Linked DNA regions of Homo sapiens: region 1 is linked to region 2. A link is an interaction called in ENCODE POLR2A ChIA-PET data of the cell type or tissue named here. Cell type or tissue: PC-9. All regions are shown on one strand. Each heading gives the region's core, and the rest is flanking DNA. Links, peaks and the distances in the headings are about the cores only.

Evidence for each region. Peaks named below come from ENCODE experiments on the same cell type or tissue, not always from the same donor. Only the 100,000 strongest peaks of a DNase experiment are listed, where the experiment ranks them.
Region 1: POLR2A ChIA-PET joins it to region 2 with 26 read pairs; 6 of 35 experiments call an interaction of 5 or more read pairs at or near these places.

What each region holds. Positions count from the first base shown.
Region 1 is chr19:35,770,480-35,775,479 of GRCh38, reverse strand. It overlaps PROSER3 (proline and serine rich 3), which reads right to left. Exons shown (of 11, transcript NM_001367856.1): 11 at 4,314-5,000. Among named protein-coding and RNA genes, the nearest start is that of ARHGAP33, 2.6 kb to the left of the region's middle. RefSeq lists a silencer at 1-134 and an enhancer at 365-424. In PC-9, for the core only: no CTCF peak of the experiment used is centred there; DNase peaks (open chromatin) are centred at 89 and 1,889; H3K4me3 peaks cover 441 bases.
Region 2 is chr19:35,875,959-35,882,169 of GRCh38, reverse strand. APLP1 (amyloid beta precursor like protein 1) reads right to left here. Exons shown (of 17, transcript NM_001024807.3): 11 at 5,554-5,653; 12 at 4,345-4,452; 13 at 4,062-4,088; 14 at 3,516-3,586; 15 at 3,218-3,280; 16 at 2,953-3,096; 17 at 2,378-2,827. The coding sequence ends at 2,729. LOC124904705 (a long non-coding RNA gene) reads left to right here and starts at 45. Exons shown (of 2, transcript XR_007067245.1): 1 at 45-343; 2 at 2,041-2,506. It also overlaps the pseudogene RN7SL402P. In PC-9, for the core only: no CTCF peak of the experiment used is centred there; a DNase peak (open chromatin) is centred at 2,249; H3K27me3 peaks cover 2,598 bases.

The sequences.
Region 1 (5,000 bases), core at 1-5,000, 110 kb after region 2:
CGGGAACGCGGCGCTGCTTCTCATTGGCTCCGCCCTTGGCCTTAGGCCGATGCCCCGCCCACCCGGAGGCTTCTCATTGGTTTCACCTTGGGCTCCGCCCCGGCTCTGTGTCCTCGGTCCCGCCCCTCGAAGTTTGACAGCGCCACGCCCATGACTGCTTTTCATTGGCTGTCATCGCCCTCCTGAGACAAGCCCCCAGGTTCTTTATGCTTTGCTTCCGACACTTCCAACACCAAGCAATGGACCCTACCTTTCGTCCACTCCCAGTGTCCATTCTTCTGACTTTTTTATTTTTATTTCTTTAAGAGACAGGGTCTCACTCTGTCGCCCAGGCTGGAGCGCAGTCCTGCAATCGTGGCTTACTGCAGCCTCAACCTCCTGGGCTCAAGCGATACCTCCCATGTAGCTGGGACTACAGGCGTGCGCTACCACGCCTGGCTAATTTTTTTTAGACATGGGGGTCTCACTATGTTACCCAGGATGGTCTTGATCTCTGGGGCTCAAGAGATACTCCCTCCTCAGCCTCCTTTCAAAGCGCTGGGATGACAGGCGTGAGCCACCACGCCAGCCAGCCCCTGATAGTCTTAATTGGATTCTCCCACGGCCTCAGAGCAGTGCCCAGTTCCTTAAGCAGCTTTTCAAAGTCCCAGTCCCAAGTCTCACCTTTTCAGTCCTGATCCCGACCCCGCTCACATAATGCCGAGGACGCTCCGCCCATGGACGTTTCTCGTTGCCTCATATACCTTGCCTAGGACGTAACCCGAGGCTTTCTGCGATTTGGCCTCCCCTGCCCACTGGACATTTTCTTGTTTCCCCTTCTACTGCTTATTACGGGCCAATCTCCAGCCTTGATTTTTTTTTTCTAGGAAAATGCTTAGGGGGAAATGCCAGATCATGCTTATGCCCCCCATAAAGCCATTCCCAATGGAGCCTGCTAATACTGAGCATGCCCAGATAACACTGTAATAACGCCCTTCACAGGAGGGTCTCTCCTTAGTCATGCCCTCAACAAATTCTCATCTCAGAGGGTCTTGGTCTGTTCATTCATTCATTCATTCATTCATTCACTCAAACTCTAATCAATTTGTACATACATCAACAACCAAACCAGGAGAAAATATACCCTGCCCACATTGGAGCTCAAAAGCTACTGGGAGAAGACAATGAACAAAATTAACATTAAACAAAATATAGAATATTAGGCCAGGCGTGGTGGCTCACGCCTGTAATCCCAACACTTTGGGAGGCCGAGGCGGGCAGATCACTTGAGGTCAGGAGTTCGACACCAGCATGGCCAGCATGGAGAAACCCCGTCTCTACTAAAAATACAAAAATTAGCCAGGTGTGGCGGCGGGCGTGCCTGTAATCCCAGCTACCTGGGAGGCTGAGGCAAGACAATGGGTTGAACCCAGGTGGCAGAGTTTGCTGTGAGCCGAGATCGCGCCACTGCACTCCAGCTTAGGTGTTGAAGTGAGACTCTGTCTCAAAAAAAAAAAAAAAAAAAAAAAAAAAAAGCTGGGGACAGTGGCTCACGCCTGTAACCCCAGCACTTTGGGAGGCCGAGGCGGGAGGATCACAAGGTCAGGAGTTCGAGACCAGCCTGGCCAATATGCTGAAACCCCGTCTCTACTAAAAATACAAATATTAAAATTAGCCAGGTGTGGTGGCGTGTGCCTGTAATCCCAGCTACTCAGGAGCCTGAGACAGGAGAATTGCTTGAACCCAGGAGGCGGAGGTTGCAGTCAGCCGAGATTTTGCCACTGCACTCCAGCCTGGGAGACAGAGCAAGACTCTGTCTGAAAAAAAAAAAAAATATTAGAAGGTGATTCATTCTATGGAGAATAATTAAGCAAGGGCTGGTGAAAGGGAGTGCTGAGGGAGAGGTGAATGTGCAGTTACTTATGTACTAAATTTGCTGACCTCACTCTCATCACAGGGATTTCCCACACGATATTCCTTCTGTCTAGTGTTTCCCCATCAACCCCTGCAGTGATTTTTTTTTTTATTTTTTAATTTTTCTGGGTACATAACAGGTATATTTAGGTATATATATTGAGGGGGCACATGAGATGTTTTGATACAGGCATGCAATGTGTAATAATCACATCATGGAGAATGGGGTCCTGCAGTGATTTTAAAACAGCTGCAAATTCTCTGACACTCTTCTTATCAAGACGCGGACTCTATGATTGCTTTCTATGAATCTGGGTGGGACTAGGATAGCTTCAACCAATAGAAAACAGTGGAAGTGACACGGTGATTTCTAAGGCTATGTGATGAAAGGCAATGCAGCTTCTTGACCAATGTTCTCGTCCACTGGAATGAGCTGTAGAACCATGGTGCATCATATGCGAAGTGTGACTATGCTGAAGCAGACATGCTTTGAGGAAGCCCAGGCCAATGGAGCTATGTATAGGCATTAGTCAATAGTCCCAGTCAGACTGGGAGAAGACCACGGAAGAAGTTCTGGAGGATTCTACTCCACAGCCATCAAGTCTATCAAGTCACCTTTGAGTCTTTCCAGGTGAATCCCCAGACATCATGGAGGAGACAAAAATTGTCCCCATATGAGCCCTGTCCAAACCTCTGACTCTCAGAATCCATGAGCATAATAAAATAATTGTTTTATGCCACTAAGTTTTGGGAGCGGTTATCCAACTAGAGTAATTAGGACAGCCCTTTGTTAACTAGATAATTTCTACCTGTCTCAGCTTAAGTGTAACTTCCTCAGGAATGCTTCTAGACCCCACCCGTGACCCAGCTAGATCAGGTTCTGCTACTATAGTATCTTTTATTTCTCCTTATATCTAAACAGCTATTTTTCTTGTCAATTACATTTTTTTGTTAGTTTGTTTGTTTTTGAGATGGAGTCTCACTCTGTTGCCCAGGCTGAAGTGCAGTGGCACCATCTCAACTCACTGCAGCCTCCGCCTCCCATGTTCAAGCAATTCTCCTGCCTCAGCCTCCTGAGCACCTGGGACTACAGGCACCCGCCACCAGGCCCAGCTAATTTTTAGTGGAGACAGAGTTTCACTATATTGCCCAGGCTGGTCTCTAACTCGTGACCTCAAGTGATCTGCTCGCCTTGGCCTCCCAAAGTGCTGAGATTACAGGCCTGTGCCACTGTGCCCACTCTGATTTCATTTAAATGTATGGTTTGCTTAGAAAGGTTAGAAACAGGCCGGGTGCGGTGCCTCACACCTGTAATCCCAGCACTTTGGGAGGCCGGGGCAGGTGGATCATGAGGTCAGGAGTTCGAGACCAGCCAGACCAACATGGTGAAACCCTGTCTCTACTAAAAACACACACACACACACAAATTAGCCAGGTGAGGTGGCATGCACCTATAATCTCAACTACTCGGAAAGCTGAGGAAGGAGAATCACTTGAACCTGGAAGGCAGAGGTTACAGTGAGCCGAGGTTGCACCACTACACTCCAGCCTGGGTGACAGAGCAAGACTCCATCTCAAAAAAAAAAAAAAAAAAAAAGAAAGAAAGAAAGGTTGAAAACAAATATTATATTTACCATGTGACATACAGAAGTTACTAGAAATCCATCTTATCCCTCCATTTTGTAAATGCAGATATCAAAACAACCCCAATCATATATTCTCCATCATTTTATTATGAAAAGTTTCTTTTCTGAGACGGAGTCTCGCTCTGTCACCCAGGCTGGAGTGCAGTGGCGCAATCTCGGCTCACTGCAAGCTCTGCCTCCCAGGTTCAAGTGATTCTCCTGCCTCAGCCTTCCGAGTAGCTGGGGCTACAGGCGCCCGCCACCACGCCCGGCTAATTTTTTGTATTTTTAGTAGAGACGGGGTTTCACCGTGTTAGCCAGGATGGTCTCGATCTCCTGACCTCGTGATCCGCCCGCCTTGGCCTCCCAAAGTGCTGGGATTACAGGCATGAGTCACCGCGCCCGGCCATGAAAAGTTTCTAAATTACAGCAAAGTTGAAAAATTTTACAGTGGACACCCGCATATCCGCCACTTAGATCCTACCATGAACACTTTGCTGTATTTGCTTTATCTCACATCTACCTATTACACTATTTATCCATCAATCCAACTCATCTCTGGATGCATTTCAAAATAAATTGTCGACATTGGTTTATTGTTCCCTAAATATTTCAGTGTACATACTTTTTTTTTTCTTTTCTTTTTTTTAAAGACAGGGTCTAGCTCTGTAGCCCAGGCTGGAGTGCAGTGGCATGATCTTAGTTCACTACAATACAGCCTTGAACTCCTGGGCTCAAGTAAACCTCCTGCCTCAGCGCCCCTCCCCGCCCCTAGTAATGGGACTGCAAATCGTGTGCCACCACATCTGGCTATTTATTTACTTATTTATTTTTGTAGAGACAGGTCTTGCTGTGTTGCCCAGGGTAGTCTCAAACTCCTGGCCTCAAGTGATCCTCCCGCCTTGGCCTCCCAAAGAAGTCAGATTACAGGCGTATCTTTAACTGGCGTTCAATATTTTCTTTTGAGGTAAACTTTACATACAATGAAATTCACACACTTCACTAAGTTTCATAAGTGCATACACCTGTGTAACCCAAACCCCTCCCCAGCATGGCAACTAGTTTTTTTTTTTAATGTAGCCTCTAAAGCAAGTGTCAGAGAGAGAGAGAAAGAGAGAGAAATTATCTTTTTTTTTTTTTCCACTGCAACCTCTGCCTTCTGAGTTCAAGCAATTCTCTTGCCTCAGCCTCCTGAGTAGCTGGGATTACAGGCACCCACCACCAATGCCTGGCCAATTTTTGTATTTTTAGTAGAGACATTTCACCATGTTGGCCAGGCTGGTCTTGAACCCCTGACCTCAAGTAATCTGCCCACCTGAGCCTCCCAAAGTGCTGGGATTACAGGCGTGAGCCACCATGCCCAGCTGAGAAATCATCTTTTCTAACTGCACTTTAGAAGTTAAGCTGCATCACTTCCTCTGCATTTTATTTGTTGAGGGGCCCAGTTTCAAGATGAAGGGACATAGACTCTGCCTCTTGATG
Region 2 (6,211 bases), core at 1-5,000:
ATTTTTATTTTTATTTTTAGACAGGGTCCCTCTATGTTGCCCAGGCTGAAGCGCAGTGGCTATTCACAGGTGCTATCCCACTACTGATCAGCATGAGAGTGTTGACCTATGTTTCCTAGGTCGGTTCCCATTCCCAGGAGGTCATCATATTGATGCCAAACTTAGTGTGGACACCCAAGTGGCACAGTGCACTCCAGTCCAGAAGCCCTGGGCTCAAGCAATCCTCTTGCCTCAGCCTCCCGGGTAGCTGGGACTAGAGCAGCGTGCCACTGTGCCCAGCCACGTGGAATTTTGAAGCGCACAATCGGAGCACCATATTGGACAACCTTGGAGTATTAAACAGGTTAGCAAAGTGGCCAGGAGAGTGGATGCTGGAGCCAGGCTTCTTGGATTGAATTCTTAGCTCTGACTTTTCCTGGATGATGACATAGAGCATGTGATGTAACGACTCTCAGCCTCAGTTCCTAATCTATAGATAGGAATAGTCATAATACTGACTCCATTAGATGGAAATGTGAACTCCGAATATCTGAGTCAGGTCTCAATTAATTCAGAAAGTTTATTTTGCCAAGGTTGAGGATATGCACCCATGACACAGCCTTAGAAGGTCCTGACGACATGTGCCCAAGGTGTTCGGGGTACAACTTGGTTTTATACATTTCAGGGAGATATGAGACATCAATCAACATATGTTAAGATGTACATTGGTTCTGTCTGGAAAGGCAGGACAACACAAAGCAGGGAGGGGGCTTCCAGGTCACAGGTAGGTGAGAGACAAATGGTTGCATCCTTTTGAGTTTCTGGTTAGCTTTTCCAAAGGAGGCAATCAGAATATGCCTCTCTCAGTGAGTACAGGGATGACCTTGAATAGAAAGGGAGGCAGGTTTGCCCTAAGCAGTTCCCAGCTTGACTTTTCCCTTTAACTTAGTGATTTGGGGCCCCCAGGATTTATTTTCCTTTCACAGGAGTAATGGTTAAGTGTGCCAGTGCATGTAAAGCCCTCAGAGTAGTGCCTGGCACAGGGTGAACACCATATGAGTGTTTGCTACCTTAATACTTTAAAATTTATTTAACAAATACTTGCTAAGTGGCAGGTGCAGTTATAACAGCTCCACGAATATTAACCCTTTAAATCCTCCTAACCCTCTTGGGACAGATAACTGTATATGTAGAGGGCTAACCCGAGCCAGCATAATGGGACATGTGAGGGTATAAATTCCAATACTGGGCACAGTGCTGCACGCCTGTAATCCCAGCTACTCAGGAGGCTGAGGTGGGAGGATCACTTGAGGCCAGGACTTGGAGAGCAGCCTGGGCAACATAGCAAGACCCCATCTCTAAATTTTTTTTTTTTTGAGATGGAGTTTCGCTCTTGTTGCTCAGGCTGGAGTGCAGTGGCGCAATCTTGGCTCACTGCAACCTCCGCCTCCTGGGTTCAAGCGATTCTTCTGCCTCAGCCCCCAAGTAGCTGGGATTACAGGCATACGCCACCAGGCCCGGCTAATTTTGTATTTTTAGTAGAGATAGGGTTTCATCATGTTGGCCAGGCTGGTCTCGAACTCCTGACCTCAGGTGATCCGCCCGCCTCAGCCTCCCAAAGTGCTGAGATTACAGGCGTGAGCCACCGCACCTGGCCTAAAATTTTTTTAAAAAAATTATCCGGGGGTGGCGGTACGTGCCTATAGTTCCAGCTACTCGGGAGGCTGAGGCAGGAGGGTCACTTAAGCCCAAGAGTTGGAAGCTGCAGTAAGCTATGATTGCACCACTGCACTCCAGCCTAAGTGACAGTGTTAGACCCTGTCTTAAAAAAAGGGAGGTGGGGAAAGAAAAGAAAGAAAAAGAAATTCTTCTGCATTTATACGGGCAGTAGGGGGAGAAAATAAAACGAAGTTCAGTAGGCACGTGCAGATATCATATATCCCTTTCTGGGACACGTGACTGGAATTTCCACACTCCAGGAGGGTTTCTATAGACTCCCCGAGAAGGAATGAAGACTTTGGGGAATGGGAACGGTGGTTCACGATTCATAATCTCTTACAGGACTCTCGAAGATTGGGGTGGGCGCTGCATGTGATTGTGTGTGAGGCTGAACAGATGGCAGGGGAAACTCGCTGGAGCCCAGCCTCCTTGGGGTCCACACTGGTACCCAACTGACAGTTGGAAGGCGCGGCCAGTTCAGCACCGCGGACAGCTCCAGGACAGGCGCCTATCCCTGGCCTCTGAGCCCCGCCCCCGGCGCGCCAGCCCTTCCCGCAGGACCCGCCCAGATTTAAAGCTCCGTCATCCCGTTTAAAGAGGCCAAGGCGGCCTGGGCGGCGATGACACCGCGTCCAGCTGTGGTTACAGACTAATTCTCCCACAGAGACTCAGACTGGCCTGGTAGGGAAGAGGACTTTATTGGGATGTTAGTAGGGAAACATGAGAGGGTGAATTCCAGGGAATAGACACTAGGACCAAGGTGGCGGTCACCTTAAAGAGCCATAAATAAACTTAAAAAATAAATTAAGGTGAGGAGGTGCCACGTGGGGAGGCTGCTGGGACTATCTGGGAATTCTTAGGGATGGAATTTTGGAATTGGAAAGGGGAAATAAGAATTTCCAGCCGTCTCACAAAAGGGTGTGAAATGATCACTTCAAGACTCCCTGCTGCCCTAGGCTGGGAGTTGGGGTTCTGGGGCTCCAGGAAGAGGGGAGGTCTGGGCTCGGCTGAAGGGGTGAAGGGGGCCGGGTCAGGGTCGTTCCTCCAGGAAGCGGTAAGTGGGGTTCTCATAGCCGTGCCGCTGCAGTTCGCGGAGCTGCTGCTCCTCCAGGGTCAGCATGGGGTCCACCTGCAACGAGCAGGGGAGGGAAAGGACAGTGTGGTGCGGGGGCGGGACTGCCCGCAAGTCTCTCAGGCCGCCCACACCCGGGCTCAGGAACTCTTCCCACACCTCCACCACGCCATGGTTCTCACCTCCACCACGCCATGGCTGATAGCCCCGTAGGGCTTCTTCCTGCGCAGGAGCAGCATGGAGAGGACGATGAGGGAGCCTCCGCCCGCTCCCATGATCAGCAGACCCGACACAGCCTCACGGGACACCCCTGTCCCAGCTGGTGCCTGCAGGGAGAGGAGATGGGGCAGAGGGCTTCTTTGAGGGTCCTGTGTGGCTTTGGGAATCACAGCCTGGCCGCTGACCTCTGGTCTCTTCCCCTAGGTACCCGGCTGTTCCTCCTCTTACCAGCTCATCCCTCTGAATCTCCGATGAGTGGAAAGGGAAACCCCTTGGAACAGACGCATTCACCTGGGGGAGCAGGAGGTGTCAGGAACCCAGAAGCCTGGCACTGGCTTCTTCCTACCCAAGGGCCCAAGAGAGCGTCCCCCAGCCCTCTCATTTTCTAGGATCTCAATTCCACGTCCTCAGCTCCCTCTTCCCTCAGGACAAGGAATCCAAGCCCCCAGCATCTCCTCCCTCGTACCCAGCCATATAGGCCCCGATCTTGTTCCCCTTAGGGAGCCCACAGTTCTGACTAACTTACCTTTCGCTCATACTGTTCCAGCGGGTTCATCTTCTCTTTCTCAGGGGATGCAGCATCTTGTTCTGTGGACCCTACCCCCAAGTCTGATCTCATTCTTTTTTTTTTTCTTTAGACAGAGTCTCACTCTGTCACCCAGGCTGGAGTGCAGTGGCATGATCTCAGCTCACTGCAGCCTCAACTTCCTGGGCTCCAGTGATCCTTCTACGTCAGCCTCCTGAGCAGCTGGGACTACAGACATGCCCCACCACACCCAGGTAATTTTTAAATTATTTGTAGGTACAGGGTCTCATTATGTTGCCCAGGCTGGTCTAGAACTCGTGGCCTCAAGGGATCCTCCTGCCTCAGCCTCTGAAAGTGCTAGGATTACGGGTGTGAGTCACCAGCGCCTGGCCCTATCTCATTCTTTAGGGTCCAGAGGAGGGGGCTGGAAAGTACATCAAACTCTACCCCAGGGGGTCTGAGGTTCCCAATGGATGGACCCTGTTTCCTTCTGGGTTCAGGGATTCAGTGGGATTTGGAGGCTGGGGTTAACTGTGAGACACTCACCTTTTGGAAGGGTCATGGGGGTGTCTGCTGGCAGCCAGAGGAAGCAAGGGAGTGGAACAGTGAAGAGAGGAGGGTATCAGCAAAGAAAGGTGGAGAAACATCCTTCCAGGGACTAAGAAGGAGGATTGGGGATCCTACAGAGGCCCCTGCAACCTTAGACGTTCCTCCTCATCCTCTCCCAGTCACTGTGGTGGTGAAGACACCCTCAGACTCTAGGGGATTACAAATTAGGCTGGGGCCTGTTCCCTAATGTCTGGGGTCATCTATATGTGGGCTCACTCACCATCCTTGGAATCTGGAGGCTGCAGCCCACCCTTGTCCTCGCTGCTGCCCCCAGGGGCAGGGGCTTCCAATTCACTGGGACCCAGGTGTTCAGAGTGGAGGAGTTCCTCTGAGGGGGACATGCAGAAAGGTGGCTGAGGTAGTGAGCATAGGGGTGAGTGGAGGGCACCCTACCAGTAGAGCAAGTGGGAGATCATGCAGACAGCAGAGTCAGCCCCAAGTGTGGGGTAGCCAGAAGTGTGATCTGAGAAAGTGGGAAGCTGGATGGAGGCACTGCTGGCAGGAAGGATGGAGGCTGAAGTTTCAAGATTATGTTTTTTTTTTGTTTTTTTTTTTTTGAGACAGAGTCTCACTCTTGTTGCCCAGCTGGAGTGCAATGATGCGATCTCAGCTCACTGCAACCTCCACCTCCCGGGTTCAAGCAATTCTCTTGCCTCAGCCTCCTAAGTAGCTGGGATTACAGGCAAGCGACATCATGCCCGGCTGATTTTTGTATTTTTAGTAAAGACGGGGTTTCACCATGTTGGCCAGGCTGGTCTCGAACTCCTGACCTCAAGTGATCCACCCGCCTCGGCCTCCTAAAGTGCTGGGATTATAGGCGTGAGCCACCGCGCCTCAAGATGATAGCTTTCTTAAATACTAGGAGAATCAGGGTTATGTGTGAGATATCCAGGAGAAAGACACAATAGATGTGGGGGCTGCAATAGGTCACACTTTCCGGTATGCATATAGGTTCCTTCCCTTGAATCTGGACTGAATTTGTAACTTGCTTTAACAAATAGAATGTGGGCCCAAGCCTTAAGACCTAGCAACTTCCACTGTGATGTCTTAGAGAGCATAAACCACCATGTAGGGAATCTAGCTACCCTGCTGATGAGACCACATGGAGAAGCTCCACGGAGAAGAGAGGCCTTGCGCTTCCTTGGAGAGAGAGAAAGGTCCATTTGTGCTAGACTCCCAGCCCCTAGATGATCTGCTAGCTAAATACAGCTGCATGCTTGACCACTGGCAAGACCACTGAAAGAACCACTCTGCTGAGCGCAGACCGGATGGCAGAATCATGAACAAAGAAAAATCATTGTTGATTTTCACTGCTAAGGTCTGGGCTGTTTGTTATAGAGGAATAAATGAAATTGGGGGGGCCCAACATTTAGGAGTCAAGATCTGCCCTCAGAGATCTGTAATGGGAGCCAGGGTAATAGACACTCACGGATTTGGGGCCGCAGCTCCTGAGCCAGGTGGGGGTTCTGGTCAAGCAGGCCCAGGCTCTGATTCACCCTCTCCTCAATCACTTGAAGGTGGGTATGCACCTGTGGGTGAGTGGACATGAAGGATGAACTGCGCAATGCAGGCTGGAGATGAGGAAACTGAAGCAGTATGAAGGAGGAATTCAATAGCGACTGAGGAAAAGCGGCACATGCAATGGACAGGATGTGTGGTACAAGGGTTAGGAACTGGGCCATAGGAGAAGGAAATTGAAGAATAAAGTCCAAGGAACAGAAAGTGGGGTTTGAGGGGATTCCAGAGACAGAGATTGAGGATTGGAGGGTCATATAGAAATGACATGGTTCAAGGCAAGATTTGGAGTTCAAGAGCACAGAATGGAGTTTCATAGACAGGAAGAAAACATCCAGGAAAGGGGAATTCAAATTTGAGCGCACAGAACAGGGGTTCCAGGGAAAACAAGTGAAGTTATGGAGAAAGGAGGTTGAGGGACAGGAAGAGGGTTCAAGGAACAAGAAGGAGATTCTCGACCGGGCGCGGTGGCTCATGCCTGTAATCCCAGCACTTTGGGAGGCCGAGGTAGGCAGATCACCTGAGGTCAGGAGTTTGAGACTAGCCTGGGCAACATGGCAAAACCCTGTCTC